Linked DNA regions of Homo sapiens: region 1 is linked to region 2. A link is a contact called in ENCODE Hi-C or POLR2A ChIA-PET data. All regions are on one chromosome and are shown on one strand. The core of a region is the stretch at or near the end of the contact, and the rest is flanking DNA. Distances in the headings are between cores, read along the strand shown.

Region 1 (6,594 bases), core at 2,342-4,841, 160 kb after region 2:
CCTGAAACATGAGAAATTCCAAATGTTCAAGCCATGCAGTTTTTATCTAGTCAGATGGTTGAGAAGTCCAGGTTACCCATAGTTGTAATGAATACCTCCTCTTTATCTTCTTAATGTTCTGCTTTGCCAAATGATCTATAAAGATTACTCAGTGTACCTTTCAGATTGAGGTCCAGCAGACTTTCAGAACACTACATTTAATTACAGAAACCCAACTAATAAAATAATAAGCTCATGTTAGTTTCAGGTGTTGATTTGTTTTTAATGTAGTCAATAATATTTACATATAATGACTGGCAACTTAACAGAGTTATAATAGATTATTCACCTGTATTTGCCTTTATTTGTGGGTATACACACATATATACATGCCTTAAACTAGAGTAAAATCATTTATGCATACTAAATCAAATTTGAGAGTCCCAAAATTTTCAAATTGTGTATGGCTGGTCTATATTTTCTAGGACTGTCCTTTCTGGTTTAAATGAAATTAAAAATTGAATTAATGATATTAGTCTCTTTTAATTTTCTATTTTTTTCATGATTAAAAAATATTAATTTCCAGCCAGGTGCGGTAGCTCACGCCTGTAATCCCAGCACTTTGGGAGGCTGAGGCGGGTGGATCACCTGAAGTCAGGAGTTCAAAACCAGCCTGGCCAACATGGTGAAACCCTGTCTCTACTAAAAATACAAAAACTAGCCAGGCATGGTGGCACGTGCCTGTAGTCCCAGATACTTGGATGGCTGAGGCAGGAGAATCACTTGAACCCAGGAGGCGGAGGTTGCAGTGAGCTGAGATTGTGCCACTGCACTCTAGCCTGGTCGACAGAGTGAGAATCTGTCTCAGAGGAAAAAAAAAAATTAATTTTCCCCATTCCCCCACCCACCCACCAAAAGACTCCATTGGAGTTTTATTTTACAAATGCATCTGCTCATCTACTTCTTTTTAAGTGCATAAACTAGTTTTACAAGCTTGAGTTTAAATCTTAACTCCTCAATTCTTTTTCTGACATAGAAATATACAGGTGCATTATGAAATAGCTAATAGTGACTATTTTCTAGGGCTGTAACTCAATATTTATAAGCATAATGATATAACCTGCTGAAGTTTGACACGTCAGTATAGTTCTTTTGTTATTCTAAGTCATAAAGGCAGAATTTGGAAAAATTCACAGCTTTTCAAATATGCAGAAGAGGAAAAATTGAGAGGAAGCATACTAAAATTTCTTTAGCCAATTTTAATCAAATTGAGTTTGAAACTTACAGGATTATGCTTCAAAGCTTGTAATGATCGTCAAAAGTAGCCTTATTCAAAATGACACACTAATTTCTACCACATCTGTATTCTTCTCATTGTAAGATGTTACATATACCTATGCTTGACCAAATGGACTTCCTGCTATTTTAAGATATTTTTCTGTGTTTTAAGTCTTTCTACAAATTTTCTCAAGCATTTCCCTTTACCTAGGATGTTCTTCTTTCACTGCAAGTGAAGACATTCTAAAAATTCCTAAAGCACACTACCAAAAGCCCTTCATTTGGATGACCCACCTTCCTATGAGTCTCCATAGTTGCATGTCTGATGGCATTTATTTTAACTCTATGATCTGCTTCTAAATTAGATAAAAGCTCTCAGAGAGAACTATGACCAATTGTCATTCTGTTTCCCATGGCACCTAGTACAGTACTCTGCTCACAGGCTCAATAAGTAATGAGTTGAGCTACGTTTTTTTAAGGCAGAGTCTCCCTCTGTCGCCCAGGGTGGAGTACAGTGGTGCAATCTCTGCTCACTGCAACCTCTGCTGCTGGGTTCAAGTGATTCTCCTGTCTCAGACTCCCGAGTAGCTGGGACTATACCACCATGCCACCATGCCTGGCTAACTTTTAGTAGAAACAAGGTTTCACCATGTTGGCCAGGCTGGTCTCCAACTCCTGGCCTCAAGTGATCCACCTGCCTTGGCCTCATAAAGTGCTAGGACAAAAGTTTGCCATTGTCATGTTACGATATATATTGGTTTTTGTCCATGGTTTCTGGTTCATAGCTCCAATATCCCTTTTTACAGTCTTTTGTTAGAATGTGGGGTGTGTTGGACCTCGGGGCAGGCCTTAGAAAACAGAATCTCTCCTGCCTTCCTTTCACTTGTCCCCCGAGGGAGATTTTTTTTTTTTTTTTTTTTTTTGAGACAAGACTTCCCTGTGTCACCCAGGCTGGAGTGCAGTGGTGTGATCATAGCTCACCGCAGCCTCAGCCTCCTAGGTTCAAGCAATCCTCCCATCTCAGCCTCCCAAGTACCTGGGACTACAGGCACATGCCACCACACCTGGCATTTTTTTTTTTTTTTTTTTTTTTGTAGAGAGGTTTCGCCATGTTGCCCAGTCTGGCCTCCAGCTCCTGGGCTCAAGTGATCCACCCACCTTGGCTCAAACCACCACACCCAACCCTGAGGGAGATTCTAATCTTCCCCACCCTTCTGATTTTGAGTCTTAAAACCCCAGAGAAGGTCCCACCCTTTGCACTGGGGAAAGGAATGCTGATGATCATGAAGCCTCCATAAAAACTCAGGAGGATTGAGTCTGGGGAGCTTCTGGATAGCTGAACCAGTGGAGGTTCCTGGAAGGTGGCTCATCCAGGGAGGACTTAGAAGCTCCGTGCACTTTCCTTATACTTCACCCTAAGCATCTCTTCATCTGTATCCTTTGATAAACCAGCAAATATAAGTAAGTGTTTCTTGAGTTATGTGAGCTGCTTGACCAAACGTATTGAACCCAAAGAGGGTGTTGTGGGAACCCCAACTCGAAGCTGGTTGGTCAGAAGTTCTGGAGGCCTGGATTTGTGACTTGTGTCTGTGGCAGGAGCATCTTGGGAACTGAGCGTTTAATCTACGGGGTCTGACACTGTCTCCGGGAATTAAATTGGAGGACACCCAGCTAGTGTCTGCTGCTTGTTATTGGGGAGAAACCCTCACACATTTGGTCACAAGAGAGAAGTTTTCTGTTTTGAATATTGTTGTGATGTGAGAGCAGAGGAAAAATGCATTTTGGAGAGGTTTTTTCCTACACAGCCATAGGCAGTGATAAGAATATGATGCTTTTTTCCAGAAAATGCTACATGAGACCTTTTTATAAAATCTAATTTTCTTCAACTGAGTAGCATTTAAACTAAAAAGAATAGGTTATTTCAGTGTCTCTCTGTAATAACATCTTACAATCACTTGTCAGACCATGAAATAATGTTCTAGAAAATCAGTGAAAGAGCTTTTTAAACTTTGTGACATTTGACTTATATTTATTACCAAAAAGCCTGAATTATTATTCAGCACATTATAATTTTATTTAAAATTTAAATTAGAGATGAAATACTTGTAAATGTTTATAAGATTGGTAGCTGTGTGGGCTTCCAGAGTTAGAAATGCCTCTGAGAAAAGATTTAGAGTTTTGAAAGTATTTTGAAAAAAGAAACAGAAAGGAATACAACATTTTTCCCAGCACTGCTTCAATAATGCAGTCTTCAGCATCATCTCAAAGCAATAACTGCAGTACAGATGAGATCAGCCAGTTTTTTTTTCCCCCTTATCTGCAGTGATTTTACCATCTCTTCATGCTACATCTTACCACAAAGAGAACATTGAAACATGGGAAAGAGTTTGCTTTGATTTCAACCAGAATGCCAACTCATTTCTGGGGTTCTAAACCATAACCTTTTTTAGCAGAGCAGTGTAGAATTTTTATACGATACCATAAATGGTCGGCCTGAGTAACATTTTAACTGTAAGTCAATACCTTTGAAGAGACATGTCTGACAACTCAGAGTTCTATTTTCTCCATGTGTGACTAAAGTACCTTTTCTATTAAGAGATCAACCACCATTTCCTTCTACTCTTTGTTCTCCCCTTAAATAAAGTTAATTCAGCTTCAAAATATTTTATGATCTTGATTACTAACTGTGGGTCTTTAGAAGACAATGTAAAACATTTCCATGCTGTGAATATTAGAGCTAGTATACTTGGAGTTTGGCTAGTATTTCTGGGGGAGGTAGAAGAGGAGACATAGAGTACAAATGAGTATTTTTAAAGCCACGCTGACTAAAACAAAAGGAATGTTTTATACATGTTTATTTCATAGTACTTCTTTGAAACAGGTCGGGGGGAGGAGAGTTAAAATATTGCTTTGAATTTTAATCAAAGTTCTTTCATGGAATTGTTGGTGCTTCTGGTAATAACAGTTCTATAATCTTTGTGAGTTAATCTGAAATGCTCTTTTTCTTCATCGTAATTCAGTGCTTGTCTTAACTGGTGGACTTATTTTATGGTATTATGTTTATAAGATGGCAACTAAAATCAGATTTTTTATACTCCTAAAAGATGGATACGATAGAGGGGAAAGGGGGTAAGCTACAACTTTTAGGTTGTTGGTGATATTTGAAGTGTTTATTGCTTCTGATTTACATTTATATATTATATTCAAATATAAACTTTAAAAGTAATGATTTGCCACAGGTTAAAGCAGAACATTTATATGATATTTCCTAGATGTTTTCCTCTACAATCCTGTTTTTGTTCTATGAAAAATGCCATAAACTTGGATCATTCACTAATTAATTTGAAGCTGTTTTCAAACAAAAAGCTAATTCATCTTTTAGCGGATTTAGTTATAATCGTGATAACAGATGTATAGCTAAGTCTGTTGGACAAACTGTTGGTCACATCAATCTTAAATGCATCATACAGCGTGATGTGAATTTATGATATTTCCTAGGTAATGTTAAGGTTATATGGAAATTTCTTTGCAGGTAGTTAAGTCTTATTTTGAATTCAAATGTTATTTTCAATACATACGTGGAAGTGTATTTTTTGTTTGTCCTAAATGTTTAGATTTTTTGAGTTTACAATTTTTTTGTGTGTTCTTTCTTTGTTCTTGCCCCTCCCTGCATTCTCTATGAAGATACATGTCAGCACTATGCAACACTAAAATAACAATCAACCAAATTATATCCTATGAACAGACCTTTCTCTTCATTTCAAAGGCATAACTTGGATGGTCTGTTTAGCTCATGGTGAAAAAAAAAAGTTATGATTTTGTATTTGGGCAAAGTACAGGTGAAGAGCGTGAATCATTAGAACAGCAATATAACTGGAAGAAGATAGTTTAGTTTTTACAAGTTAAATTTGAAGCTAAAGCAAAACTTGCATAGGTATGTGTCCTTTGCTCTTGAAAATGAACTCAGAACTCTACATCTGAGTGGTTTTATGAATTTATACTCTCCTAGTCCACAGGTTCTCATCAGTGCCTCAAGATCTATGCACAGATTAAAATTACATAAGATATCATATACTACATCTGAATTAGGGTTTTCCAAAGTATGCTATTCCATGGAAATACTGTTTATTCAGGGTGCTCCATAAACAATGATCCTGTGTTTCATTATGTCCAGGAAATGCCACACAGCACCTTTCCAGACATCCTATCATCATATTAAAGACTTTGAGGCCATGCATTAAAGAAAGTTTTAAATTAGAAAAAAAATAAGTTTTCTTGCTTGAGCACAGAACTTTATTTTTTCTCAGGCTGGTTCTCCTTTTTTAAAATTACACGTTAATATCCCAAAGAACCAGTCCCATAGATAGATATCACATATGATAAGAATCTGTTTCAATGGTGTTGGTGTACATGTGTGTTCAGGTACCTACACATTAGGACACATCTCTAGTTTATTAATACTGCACTTATAAAGAGACATGGTAGAGACATCAAGAAGACATCATTTTAGGGTGGACACCATTGCCTAGGACCTGCTTCTTAATGTCAAAAATTCAGAAACCCAATTTTATCTCTCCCGCAGAGTTGACTCGAGTGAAGGAAATTGAGTTGTTTTAATTAAACTCACATGAGATTGATGTTTAAACAAAATTGTAAGTTTATCAATTAATAATCAAGAATTCTGATTTTTAATTTTCAAAATATTATTTATGTCCACTGTCCAGGGTACTTGCTTTAAGGGCACCCAGTGATTCTTGAAGATGAAGAGTCTTAGGAATATTTATTTTCTAGACCTCAATGAAGAAAGCTTTTTAATCATCCTGCCCCATAGAAGAATTTATGTTCCTAGTGATGTGATCATATTGGCCAATCCAGTGTTTCTTTTCCAAGGACAGTACTGATAAGGAGCACCAAATCTACCTCTTTGTCCTGAACAGATCATCTCCATCTATTCATAGTTTGGCTCAGAAGTTGGACAAGGCTGCATTTTATATCTACTTCTTCCTCATGTCGGCTATGCCATGCCGTTTCGTTCTTTTAGCTTGTTTACTTATGTGTAAAATGAGGTAAAAATTACACCCTTCAAACCGAAAGTGGTCTTCGTGATGAGTTATTTAATTGAAGCCCCAGTAGATATTTATCATTGCCAGTTTTAGAGAATCATAGCATTTTAGAACACAAGATGACCTTAGATGTAATCATGTTCATTCCCCTCGTATTATAAATTTTTAAAAATTGAGATGTGGGGTGGTTGTGACTTGCTCACAAACCCACATTTAGAACCAAAACTCAGCATTCTTGTTCTGACTGTGTCTATGTCCTGTAGGTATATGTCTT
Region 2 (6,587 bases), core at 1,833-4,332:
GCAAAGACGTGGGATCAACCTATTATATGTCCATCAATGATAGACTGGATAAGGAAAACATGGTACACATACACCATGGAATACTATGTAGCCATAAAAAGAAGCAAGATAATGTCCTTTGCGAGGACATGGATGGAGCTGGAGGCCGTTATCCTTAGCAAACTAAGAAAGAAAATCAAATACTGCATGTTCTCACTAAATGATGAGAACATGGACACATGGTGGGGAACCACAGACACTGGGGCCTGTTGGAGGGTAGGGGTTAGGAAGAGGAAGAAGGTCAGGATGAATAGCTGATGGTTTCTGGGTTTAATATCTGGGTGAGCAGATAATCTGTGCAGCAAACCACCACATTCACCTATGTAACAAGCTGCATGTTCTGCATATGTACCTCTGAACTTAAAATAAAAGTTGGAAATTTAAAAGAAGAAGAAAAGGACTAAAAAGCCATGATTCTAAGTGTTTACCTTGAAAAATAGAAAAAAAATTGAAAAAACCCCAGATAAGACTTTTTAAATTGAAAACAAATGTAAAATATAGAAAATCGACAATTGCCAAAGATAAAATTCATAAAAGTTAGCTTCTGGGCTTTGGTAATTTTTTTAAATTGCTGGTTTTGTGAGTGGGTTTACTTTGTGAAAAATCATTGGTCTCTGTACTATGTTTTATACACCTTTATGTGTAAAAAGTTTACTTAAAAAATAATAATTTTGAAACATGGTCAGGAATTCTTCTTTCCAAGCTGCATCTGCCGTTTGGTAACATCTTTCCAGCACTTTGAAAGAGAGCATAATGAGATACTCAAATTCTGTCTTTGCAGATCCTCTCCTCTTTCACCATTCTTCTTCCAAGTCTCCCATAGCCTCATATCTTCATTACCCAAGGCCAGCTTTCCTGAACTCATCCTCTAGGGACTCTGACTGAAAAATCCCTACAGCATGCCAATATGCCTCACTGCTACAGGAGTAAGACTTTCTAAGATTTGCCCATTTTTTTTCCTTCACTGAAATGTACTTATCTCATAACATTAGGCCAAAAGCAAAAAAGTTCTGTGATCAAAGAAGTTGAGGGAACACAGAATATTTTATCCCCATCCTGAGATTCATAAAACACATATAGTTTATTAAAATGCCCAATGAGTCCTGCAGTAGATAAACTTATCTTTATTTACTCCATTTTCAAAATGAACTTTACCATAGAAGTCTTTTTTTCACAGCACGGCATGGTGACTTACGCCTGTAATCCCAGCACTTTGGGAGGCCGAGGCAGGCGGATCATCTGAGGTCAGGAGTTTGAGAACAGCCTGGCCAACAAAGTGAAACCCCATCTCTATTAAAAATACAAAAATTAGCCAGGCATGGTGGCAGGCGCCTGTAGTCCCAGCTACTCGGGAGGCTGAGGCAGGAGAATCACTTGAACCCGGGAGCCAGAGGTTACAGTGAGCCTAGTTCACACCATTGCACTCCAGCCTGGGTGACCAGAGCAAGACTAAGTCTCAAAAAAAAAAAAAAGTCTTTTTTCACATCATCACATCATAAAGCCTTTTCATTTATTCAAATATTTATAGAGCGCCTAGTATGCCAAATACTAATTTCTGTGCTGGTGATAAATCCATGAGCTCTTGGAGTTTAAGCTCTCAGTAACGACGGCAGAAAGTAAAGACTAAATTCATACATGATTTCAGGTAATAATAAACATTATGAATAAAAATTAAGCAGGGTATAGTGATTAAACAATGACAACTGAGGTTGGAGTATAGGAATCCACAGAACAAAACTTTGGAAATTTTGCCTTAGTGTGTAACCATGTGCTAACTGAAGTAACAAAGTCCCTTTGGAGAAGGTTTGAGAAAACCTTCAACACTCTCTCTTCAATTAGTGTGTGTGAAAAAGTACAAGGATACTTATTACCTGATCTTGAAGACCAGTGCTATTGATAGGGACTTCTGGCCAGCTAGGAGAGAAGGTAGTGTTGTGCAAGGCGTTCAAGAGACTCGGGGCCCCTACAATTATACTTTGTAAATGGAACTTACTCAATGCACTCCTAAGGCAATTGCCCCTTCCTAGAAAATTGGAGAAGTGTAATGGTTGCGCAGTTTCCTGAACACACAGATCTCAGCTGCTTAATTTATTTTACAGTGTTTTTTATTAGCCTATAGTTGACTAGTATAATTTTTCCTTTCTACAGACATGGAAACTGGATTTCCAGGTTTCATGCTGTTCCTCACATAATAAATCAGGTCAATCTATGAATTCTTTTTTTCACTATTTCACAATACCTATTTGATATCTACTGTCTGTGTAGCTCTGTCTCAGGTATGCAAAAATAAATGTGACCCAGAGGAACTTACGAGCATATTATAGTCGGAAGGTCAGGTACTTTCCCTTTGTGTTTCCCAGCCTCTGTCTTAAGAAATCAGTAAATGCCTCACAAACAGATGTAATTCATTTGTTTATGACTTTCCCAGGCCACACAGAACACAATAAACAGAGTATATGCCTGAGATATATTTAGAGTCTTCACCCAAGAAGGCTTTGGATGGTTTTTAAATACTGAGGGTAATGATAAATACAATACTCTTTTGCCAATCAATAGAAGTACGATATTACAAAAACAGAACTTCTCCTTATTCTTCTCACTGGGAAGGATTTGCTCAGCAGCATAGCTTTTAACACTCTTACGACTTAAAATAAGATACTCAAAACTGGGCAGATAAAGCATCGATTCTAATCCACCACCTGAAGTCATATGACTCATCTGAAGCAGAAGTGGAAAAAAAAATCTAGACCAGGAATCTCAAATTATCACAGGCAGCAAAGAAAGTCAAAATGATTGTACCAATGAGTCATCCGCCATCTGCTTCTCTTCCAGAAAATGTAAGTCAAGGTACAGATAAGCAGGAGTAAACCAACATCAAGAAAATGCAAACCACAATGTTCTTCTACAATGATAGAAGGAAATATGAAGTATATTAAAAGCTAACACAAGGAGATTAGATTGACTCAGAACCTCACTGAGCAGGCTGGGAAGATAATAGGTTTTGTAAGACCCAATACCTGCAGTAAATGATATGGGAAAGGGAAGGAGGCCTATACTATGGCTAAAAAGGGAACTGAAAGCCAAGAGACTCAATAGGTGAGTTCCAGTTTACCAATTTATTCTTCCCACTCCATTTGCTGACTCAAGTTGTGATACAGAAGATAGGAAATCTCATCTTCCTAACAAGAAGACTCCATTCCTATGAGGAAAAATAAGCTGAGAGTCCACTTGAAATCTCTTCTTGATACCTCCACATCCATCATCCCTCTCTTATGATCCACTTTTGGCTACCTTACTAGAACAGAGAACTGTTCTGTGGAATTATTCATTCCATTGCTCTTGTTTTATATTGATAGTTTAGCACTCATCATACTGTATTACAGGGCATTATTTGTACTTTTTCTCTTTAATATATATAAATTCCTTCAGTCATGTGTCATAGCAATAGCTAATTAATACTCATTATTTTATCCTACCAATCTTTATTGAGCACCTACTATGGGCCAAACACTGTTCTTGGGGCTTATGATATATTAAAAAACAAACTATGATCTCTGCCTTTGTGAAGCTTACATTCAAGTGGGAGGCAGGAATAGAAAATCATCATAAGTAGATATGCTAGTATGTTTGAAGATGATAAACATCACTGAAAAGAAAAACAGTAGAATAAGAAAGATCAGGAATGCCAGAAGGTAGTGTTGGGGAAGGGGTAGTTTGCGGCATTAAAGAGGACAGTCAGAGCGGGCTTTATTGAGAAGGTGAGATTTGCCCAGACTTGAAGGAGGTGATGGAGTTAGTCAAGTGAATTTTGAGAACAGATGTATTACACTTTCTTCTTCAAGCTCCATCAAGGACTTTAAGCCAGTGCTACCTTGAGACTCAGGAGATTTGGTAAGTTCACCAAGCTGCCAGAACACTTGTTTTTGGCTCACATAATATATTCAGTGAGTAAGACTTTAGTCATTTTGTTACTATTGTGTGACATGGGAGACTGAGAACAGGAACAGAGAAAGGAGAAGCAGCACAGCACTCAAGAGTGGGGTGGGAATGGGGAGAAGAGGGACCTCCACTCTCATCTGAATCAAGAAAGATTCTGGAAATCTTGTGGGTAGAATGAAGTCAGCCCTTCCTGTTTCCTAAATGTCCTTCCTTGTGATGAGTTTTAATTATCTAAACCTGTCATAAAACTCTACAGAGTCTCTTTGTTGTCTTTAAAGACTTCTTTTTGCTGGCTCTTTTTATTCATTCTTTATTTCTGTGGTGACCAAAAGGATCAATCTCAGCTATATTTTCTGGAGAGGCCCAGGAGAGGGAATTCCAGTTTTGTTGTTCAGTTTCAGCCCTGTACTAGTTTTATAAAATTATATCTATTTTGGGGGGCTCTTTCAAAGAAAGTGTAACTAATCAAGATATATTTGAAAATGTACTCATTCAATTAAAAACGCTTATTAAGCGATTGACAGGTTTCAGGCACTGACTGTGTATTAAGCATACAAAGATAAGGAAGATATGGTTATACTAGAAGTAAAAACCTATCCTTAATAATATTCTGGGGCAGCCGGGCGCAGTGGCTCACACCTGTAATCCCAGCACTTTGGGAGGCCGAGGTGGGCGGATCATAAAGTCAGGAGTTCGAGACCAGCCTGACCAACATGGTGAAACCCCGTCTCTACTAAAAAAAATACAAAAATTAGCCGGGCATGGTGGCATGCACTGTAATCCCAGCTACTCAGGAGGCTGAGGCAGGAGAATTGCTTGAACCCAGGAGGTAGAGGTTGCAGTGAGCTGAGATCACACCACTGCATTCCAGCCTGGGCAACAGAGGAAGACTCCATCTCAAAAAAAAATAAAAATAAAAATAAAAAAAATATATATAAAATATTCTGGGGCATTGCATACCACAGGCCAGAACAAAATGACCCCAAGTTATAGGAAAACAATAAAACAGATTTGTCATACTCTAGAAATAATTCAGTCAAAAGTACTAAACATTTTTTCAATGAAACAAGAAAAGTCATGTTCTTACTGATGACTATTTTACTACTGTGATTGTCTTTTATGTAAAACTTTTAAACCCTAGCAACATTAGCCATTCCTCCTGGTTCCTGTTAATAAGTCTGTGCTTCACTGAACATCCTAATCACCCACATTTACCATCACTTTACCATGAAAGAGGAAGAGAATGGTGACTTCACAAAAGTCAATAAAGAAGAAGTGGAAACAGTGAAGTGAGGGGAAGCCTCAAGGCAGCAACTAAGAACAACCTATAAGCACAGAGAATAATAGTGGTCAGGTTTTTAAAGACCACAGGACCTCTGGGAGTGACTCATTTGGAGAACATACTATTTCTGCCTTTGACTCCACAGTGAGGTCTGCCCATACGGTGTTGGTGGTGTTATTTTATGTAAGATGTAGCTCAGTTGCCAAAGAAGTACATGTTTTCCTCAGCCCTATATGACTTAAAGATCCCTCTAAAACTCAAATTAACACATAACGTGTAAATCACATATACACAGTGTTTAGTGTCATATCATAAAATGTTTTTGCATCAATGAGTTAGTTGTTACTGCTTCTGCAGTAACATCTTCTGCAGAAGGAACTGCAGATATGTGAGTATAGGAGAAAATAAACATATCCCTCACAGTCTGCTTTCTTTGTTTAATTCATTCACTAGACTGATCATTCTAAGGAGGATTTTGTGCTGCTCTTGTTTTGCTGCTGGGCCTATCCTGTTTCCATTCCCAAATCAAGTATTCCTGGAATTTAAGGTATCACTTTACCAGCCTGACCACAAGTTCCCCATTGTTTCCTCTGCTCTGCTCATGACCTGGAATAATGCCTCTCCCTGGATACTAAATTTACTGACCCTGCCTAGGACCGAGAAGATTGATGAGTCCTCAACCCGTGCATGTCTTCAAAAAGGTAAGACAGACCAGCAAAGCAGTAAAATGACAGACCCATTGTTTGAGCCCAACGCTGGGACTTCCCCTTTTGTATAAGCTGAGTCACATTTTTCCTGTTGTCAACTTGAAGCCTGTTCGTTGATGTACGATAGGACTATCTTGCTGATATATAAAGTCAGGCAGACAGGTTTCCTTGCATTTGTTTGCCTTACCTTGGACCCTTACCAATTAGAAACTGTCCACTGGCCAAAAGAGATAAGACATGGTTTATTAAAGCTCAGATACTACATTGAATGAAATAATTTCTGACAATTTTCTTCTGTTAAAGTGCCATCCGAGGTTCCTGCCTTGTGCAATCTTACTGATTTTGACAGAGGTCTTTTGGGATGTATATGTGCATTTTATTCTTGATATCTGTTCAGTTGACACATGTTTTAAAACCACAGATATATTTGATTGGTTGGCAAATTGTGAAAACAGGAAGTCAAATAATGGAATCAACTGTGAAACAACCATAACAAGTGAAGCTTTTCTGCTTAAGTGCCAAGATGGGAATACTGTTATGAGTAACAAACAAAATGAAATGATAATGTCAATATAATTCCAACAGGAAGAGTGAGCATCTGGACTGCCCTAATTATCATA

Evidence for each region. Hi-C counts contacts between places; a loop is a spot of excess contacts on that map. ChIA-PET counts read pairs that join two places held with the same protein, here RNA polymerase II (POLR2A). Pooled maps may share reads with other maps.
Region 1: a pooled map shows a loop between it and region 2 (14-fold over the local background). The contact joins two enhancer-like sites. A Hi-C loop is called at or near these places in 1 of 37 single-sample maps with no recorded cell type and 10 of 50 pooled maps. POLR2A ChIA-PET finds 5 or more read pairs at or near these places in 1 of 52 experiments (H1).

What each region holds. Positions count from the first base shown.
Region 1 is chr4:105,212,145-105,218,738 of GRCh38, forward strand. The region is part of intron 2 of TET2 (tet methylcytosine dioxygenase 2); the gene reads left to right. All of the region lies in intron 2 of TET2-AS1 (TET2 antisense RNA 1), which reads right to left. Among named protein-coding and RNA genes, the nearest start is that of TET2, 69 kb to the left of the region's middle. Within about 2 kb of position 3,592, at least 2 of the 41 ENCODE cell types and tissues checked have a DNase peak (open chromatin) inside an H3K27ac peak, as active enhancers do.
Region 2 is chr4:105,055,514-105,062,100 of GRCh38, forward strand. No RefSeq gene overlaps it. Among named protein-coding and RNA genes, the nearest start is that of TET2, 88 kb to the right of the region's middle. RefSeq lists enhancers at 3,775-3,874, 3,895-3,964, 5,440-5,539. Within about 2 kb of position 3,083, at least 3 of the 41 ENCODE cell types and tissues checked have a DNase peak (open chromatin) inside an H3K27ac peak, as active enhancers do.